Linked DNA regions of Homo sapiens: region 2 is linked to region 1. Evidence: read pairs that join two places in POLR2A ChIA-PET (ENCODE). Cell type or tissue: GM12878. All regions are shown on one strand. Each heading gives the region's core, and the rest is flanking DNA. Links, peaks and the distances in the headings are about the cores only. Region 1 overlaps LOC105370569 (a long non-coding RNA gene). Region 2 overlaps AREL1 (apoptosis resistant E3 ubiquitin protein ligase 1).

Region 1 (2,920 bases), core at 233-2,732:
GAACAGATTCAGGGACGCAGTACCATGTGAGCTGGGCCTTTGGACAGTTTCTCCCACCACCGATCTTTTTTTTGAGATGGAGTCTTGCTCTGTCACCCAGGTTGGAGTGCAGTGGTGTAATCTTGGGTCACTGCCTCCTGGGTTCAAGTGATTCTCCTGGCTCAGCCTCCCGAGTAGCTGAAAATTTTTATATTTTTAGTAGAGATGGGGTTTCACCATGTTGTCCAGGCTGGTCTCAAACTCCTGACCTTGCATGATCCACCTGCCTCGGCCTCTCAAAATGCTGGGATTACAGGCATGAGCCACCGTGCCTGGCTTTTTTTTTTTTTTTTTTTTTTTGAGATGAGGTCTCACACCCTGTTGCCCAGGGTGGACAGCAGTATCAGCTCACTGCAGCCGACATTTTTGTTGCCCAGGCTGGTCTCTAATTCCTGGGCTCAAGTGATCTGCCTGCCTCAGCTTCCCAAAGTGCTAGGATTACAAGTGTGAACCACTGTGCCCAGCCAATAATGCTAATATCTAAAGGATGAGAAAAGCAAGGCAGAAACAATAGAAACCCCAGGGAATAAGTCACACAGTGTGGCTGCAGTGTAGTGCACATGTAGTAAGGACAGCTCAAGAGGAATCTGGAGAAGTAGCTGGGATCATGTTACTGATAGACTTTAACGCCAAGTTGATGAATTTGTCCTTAAAAAGATTAGGAATGGAGCGCTACCGAGTGAAGCAGGTAAGATGCTCATCACTGGGTGAAAGCAAATGGACTAGTTACATAAGAAATTACAAATTAAAGAAAACAAAATTATTAATAGTTCTGTAAGCTATTTGCATAACAATACACAAATGATTTTCTCTACTTTGTGGAGAAAACTCCACTGCTCTTGTACAATCACTGAATCCAATACTCTGTTAATTTTCAAGCTTCTGTTATTCATGAGAATTACCCAACCAAGTAGTAAGTGTTTAAGAGGGATCCTAGGTGTATAGCTACCTTATACATGAGAGTTTAAGGAAGTTGGTTTCAGAAGTAATCACATTGTTCCTGATAGTCATATCAGAATGTATTTCCAGGTCCACAGAGTTTAGTAAATACACACATGTCCACTTGCACACGACACACAAAATAAAGGAGAATTCACCATCCTAGAATTTATGAAGGTCTTCATAAAGGAGGTATTGTAGTTAAGAAAAAAGAAAGTGACAGGTTATGGACCAGGAAACCCAAATTCTAGTCTTGTTTTGCCACTGAGTAACAGTGAGACTTTGAGCAAGTCACTTCCCTTCTTTCGGTCTCAGAAACCTCATCTGTAAAACAAGAAGGATCTCACCAGAACCAACTCTAAGGTCTAACCACTTCTCTAAATATCAAAGGTTTCAAGCCGGCAGTCCACAAGTCAGATGTGGCAGGCAGGCTGTGAGGGCCAAAGCACTCACAAACAAAAAGAACCTGATGCTGAAATACTGGAAGATCTCACATAAAAATCCAGATTTTTCACTTTTTCTTGAAAACCCAGGAAATCTGGCAATATGAGACCTATATCCCCACATGGCCACAATCTGCTATGGCTGAGCAGGTGCTGCCCCCGATTGACCTGACCTATCTAGTTGTCTAGTTTACCAGTCTCCACCCTCTGCCTTGCTCATCTGTTACCTGCCTGAGTCTGTGACCCTTGCCATACACATAGGAAACATTCCCTGTATTTACTCACTCTACAGATATATGAGCCATGCACTGAGCCAGATGCTGTAAAAGAAATAAGCATCAGACATATCTACTTGAGAAATACAAACTCACTGTCAGAAATAACAGATCTGAGAGTGGAATTTCAAGTTATGGCAGAAGATATTATTTCAATTTTTCAAATATGGTTAAGAGATGGATCTGTAGCCTAGATCAGTATTTTCAGGAAAAGGAGTACGAATATTTGGTAAAAAGTTCAAGCTTCTTAAGTAGAAGACACAAAGTCAAGCCTTTCCCTATACAGTAAACCATTAAGTCCACAGGCTCTTTGTAGGATCACAAATGCAAGGCACTGCTGGCAGGCAGAGGGCTGTACATGAATGCAGAAGCTCAGCCCCAGTCATAAAGATGCTCCTTGACTATTTCAAATGTGAAAGCAATGGACCTGAAAACTGAGAATGGATCAGTCACTGAGGTGCACGTGCATATAAATATCCAGGTTCTGAGAACAGTGACCTAAGGTATTAACTCTCAGTCACGTGTGGACCAGGGGATCATCAGAGTCTCTGACCATTCTGGTTCTCTAAGACACATCATGGTTCTTTGCTTTGTCAGTCTCCTATCATGCAGAATTTTCCAGGAAACAAGATGTGCCTTCGTCATCTCATTACTGTCATACTGTCTTGAGAGTTCACCGCTGTGCTGTGCTGGTCCTTAAGTGCTTGTCATCCTTTGAGTATGTCTATGAAATGGTGCCATCGGTATTTTCCTTCATTGCTAGAAATCAGGCAAGTACAGGAAGCTGCAGAATGACTGAGTATATGTGAAATTCATAATTTATAACAGTAAACGAGAGCATGAATACCCATTAATAGAGACTCTGTAAGTTAAAATGATAGTAAAGACATAAAACATTCTGCAGCTGCAAAAGAGAATGAGTTGGAAAGCTACTCAGCAATAAAAAGGAATAAGCTATTGACACACATAACAACTTAAATGAATCTCAAGAAAATTACGCTGAGTGAAAAAAGCCAAAATGCCAATCCCAAAAGGTTACATACTGTATGACTTCATATTTATAACATTCTTTAAATGACAAGATTATAAAAATGGAGACCAGATTAGTGGCTGCCAAGGGTTAGAGATGGTGGGGTTGGGGGACTAGGAGAAAGGTGGAGGGTGGTTACACCAACCTACATATATGAAAGAATTGTATACAAATATACCCATACCATGTATTCC
Region 2 (2,920 bases), core at 202-2,701, 160 kb after region 1:
AATTACTCCCAAAAGGCAAACATAAGGGGAAAGTGACTCCATTACCCTCTTTGCATGTGTTAATTAGCACCACTTTGCATGAGGGAGGGAAACTGTCTTGGGAACTATGGATCTAAGAAGATGAAAGCCATGTTACTGCATTTTGAAATTAGCAATAAAGCAAGTGGCTGTTTGTGGTATTCCTAGAGTGGTCAGTAGATTGGAAGTCTTTAAGGGGAATGATGCAGTCTCTTTGTTTCTCTGAAATATATTATACGGCACCTGTCAAGCTAGAAAGAGGATAGGAATAGTAAGGCTCTGGACTAGAGAGAGTTGTTTGGCTCACGCCATACACTCTTCTTTGTCTTACTCTGAGATAGCTATGAGGCAGAGTTGGAGACAAAAACTAAACAAGTTTTCTTTTAACAGCTGCAGCTGTGATCCTCGGCTGTCTGTTGGCATTGACGGGACCTGATGTTTTACGTTATTGGTACGTTATGGAAAGAGCTCTCTCTATTATATTTTTGTAAAGGTTGCTTGGGTCCTTTTTGCCTTTCTGCCTATTCTTTTCCCTTTGAAAATGGAGCTGAAAATATTTCTAGTCGTGCCAGAATGTACCTTCACAGAGTTGGCATTGGAATTCATTCATTTGGGTTTATTGAGCAATTATAGTCAATGCCAGACACTGTTTACTGTGGAGTCTAAAGTTGAATAAGACAAAAATCTGCCTTCAAGGAGTAGGCATTCATAACATAAAGGGGAACGGTCAAGGAGGAGAAAAGTTATACCAGATGAATGTGTAGGAGTTTGAAGGAGCCCAGAAAAGGGAACTGCTAACTCTGGTGGGGATTGGAGAAGACTTTTGCCAAGTACACAAGGGAGGGGAGGGCTCCCAAATAATGCATTCTTTAAGAAGGAAATGGTGGGAACCAAAGGCACATCCTTTTGACTGCTTCTGTGGGGTGCCCAGCAAGTGCAGGAAGGTAGGGAGCAGGGCGGACATTATATGCAGCTCATATAGAGCAAGAGTTTGCAAACTTTTTCTATAAAAGGCCAGAGAGTAAATATTTTTGGTTCCGAAGGCTCATTTCAATGACTCAACTCTGCCAGTGTAGTGCAAAAGTAGCCATAGACAATTTATAAATGATGGGTGTGGCTGTATCCCAATGGAACTTTATTTACCAAAATAGGCAGTGGGTGGGCTTTGGCCTGAGGACTGTAGTTACTGACCCCTGGTGTAGAAGTTCCTTTCTTATCTACAGAGGTAGTGCCCAGTGCAGTGTTTCTTTGGCAGTCTTACAGTCTCATCCTGACCTCCTTTAATTTTTGAGAAATGGCTGGCCTGTTGCATAATGAAAAGCTGTAATGTGTAACTGGCAGGCGGTTTGTGTGTTCTCTCTTTTGCATAGGTGGAATCACAGTGTCTGTGGTTGCATTCTTCTTCACAATTAAGTTCCTCTTTGAGCTTGCCGCACGTGTAGTCAGCTTCCTCCAGAATGAGGACCGCGAGCGCCGAGGGGACCGGACTATTTATGACTACGTGCGGGGAAATTACCTGGATCCCCGGTCTTGCAAAGTCTCCTGGGATTGGAAGGACCCCTATGAGGTGGGCCACAGCATGGCCTTCCGAGTGCATGTAAGGGAATGTTTCTGTCTCCATACCCATTGGGGTTTCTGAGTAACTTGCTTTCCAGAGCCCAGGTGCTGGCCTGGAATGTTAACATTTTCTCTTGTTTTTCAACTCCCTCCAGGAACTAGTGAATTGCTACTATCTGAAGAGTCACAAATTTCTCTGTCATTTTGATTTAATAGGTCCTTAGCTTTGAAGAAGTATAAAGCTTAATGTTACCTTTTCAAAATAAGAAAAATATTACAGAAAAGAGTAAGTATTATAGATAGGGGTTAGCAAATCAGGCCCACCTTCTGTTTCTTTAAATACATTTGTCTTGGAACACAGCCACACCCATTCATCATGTATTGACTATGGCTGTTTTCACACCTGAGTAGTTATGACAGTTGAGTAGTTGTGTACGGTCCACAAAGCCAAAATATTTACTCTCTGGCACTTTACAGAAAAAATTTCCCAACTCCTGCATTGACTTCTCCACTGTAGCATTAAGCTTGGCTTGAGAGTCTGAACCCCTCCTACCTTTGTCTGGTAACGCTTTAGTTCACTCATTGCCAGTGCTGCCGGCTAACTTACCTTTAAATTTGGGTTAGCATTGATAATATAAAGGGCTGGTAAGACCAAGGAGGCAGCATTGGTGGTTCAGAAGTGGCAAGTTAAAATGGACATTTTCTTGATTTAGTGGTAAATTCTACCCTTGTCCTCTGAACAAGTTAAGAATTTGCTCATGACTTAATGGTTTTCTTTAGAGTATTGAGGGGATTTGTTTCTCTCTGTGTTTTTGTGAGCAGGACTGTGAGGAACAGGGTAGGTACTGGGATTTACTGGTGTGGTCTCTGCCAGCTACTTCCTCTCTCCCCACTCACTCTACACAGGAAATGTTTTTTTCCTCTGCTTGCTAACAGGTGTCCTTCTTCTCCCCATGGCAGTTATTCTATAAGAACGGGCAGCCTTTCCCTGCACATCGGCCTGTGGGACTAAGAGTTCACATCTCTCATGTCGAGCTAGCAGTGGAAATTCCAGTGACCCAGGAAGTCCTTCAGGAGCCCAATTCCAACGTAGTAAAAGTGGCCTTCACTGTGCGCAAGGCTGGGCGTTATGAAATCACAGTGAAGCTTGGTGGATTAAATGTGGCATATAGTCCCTACTACAAAATTTTTCAACCTGGTAGGTTCTTTTTTCCTTTCTTTTTCCCTTTGTCTCCTTCCCTCTCTCTCTTTCCATCCTGTCTTTCCTTTTTAAAAATAATACCTTTATTGAGATTTAATTCCCATGCCATAAAATTCATCCTTTTAAAGTATACAGTTTAATGGT

The links. Peaks named below come from ENCODE experiments on the same cell type or tissue, not always from the same donor. Only the 100,000 strongest peaks of a DNase experiment are listed, where the experiment ranks them.
Region 2: POLR2A ChIA-PET joins it to region 1 with 5 read pairs; 5 of 35 experiments call an interaction of 5 or more read pairs at or near these places.

What each region holds. Positions count from the first base shown.
Region 1 is chr14:74,840,136-74,843,055 of GRCh38, reverse strand. LOC105370569 (a long non-coding RNA gene) reads right to left here. Exons shown (of 2, transcript XR_944033.3): 1 at 2,911-2,920; 2 at 1,037-2,455. Among named protein-coding and RNA genes, the nearest start is that of PROX2, 35 kb to the left of the region's middle. RefSeq lists an enhancer at 995-1,154. In GM12878, for the core only: no CTCF peak of the experiment used is centred there; DNase peaks (open chromatin) are centred at 1,295 and 2,161; H3K4me3 peaks cover 703 bases; H3K27ac peaks cover 1,601 bases.
Region 2 is chr14:74,683,149-74,686,068 of GRCh38, reverse strand. It overlaps AREL1 (apoptosis resistant E3 ubiquitin protein ligase 1), which reads left to right. Exons shown (of 20, transcript NM_001039479.2): 3 at 409-469; 4 at 1,389-1,615; 5 at 2,536-2,773. The coding sequence starts at 454. Among named protein-coding and RNA genes, the nearest start is that of AREL1, 28 kb to the left of the region's middle. In GM12878, for the core only: no CTCF peak of the experiment used is centred there; a DNase peak (open chromatin) is centred at 1,418.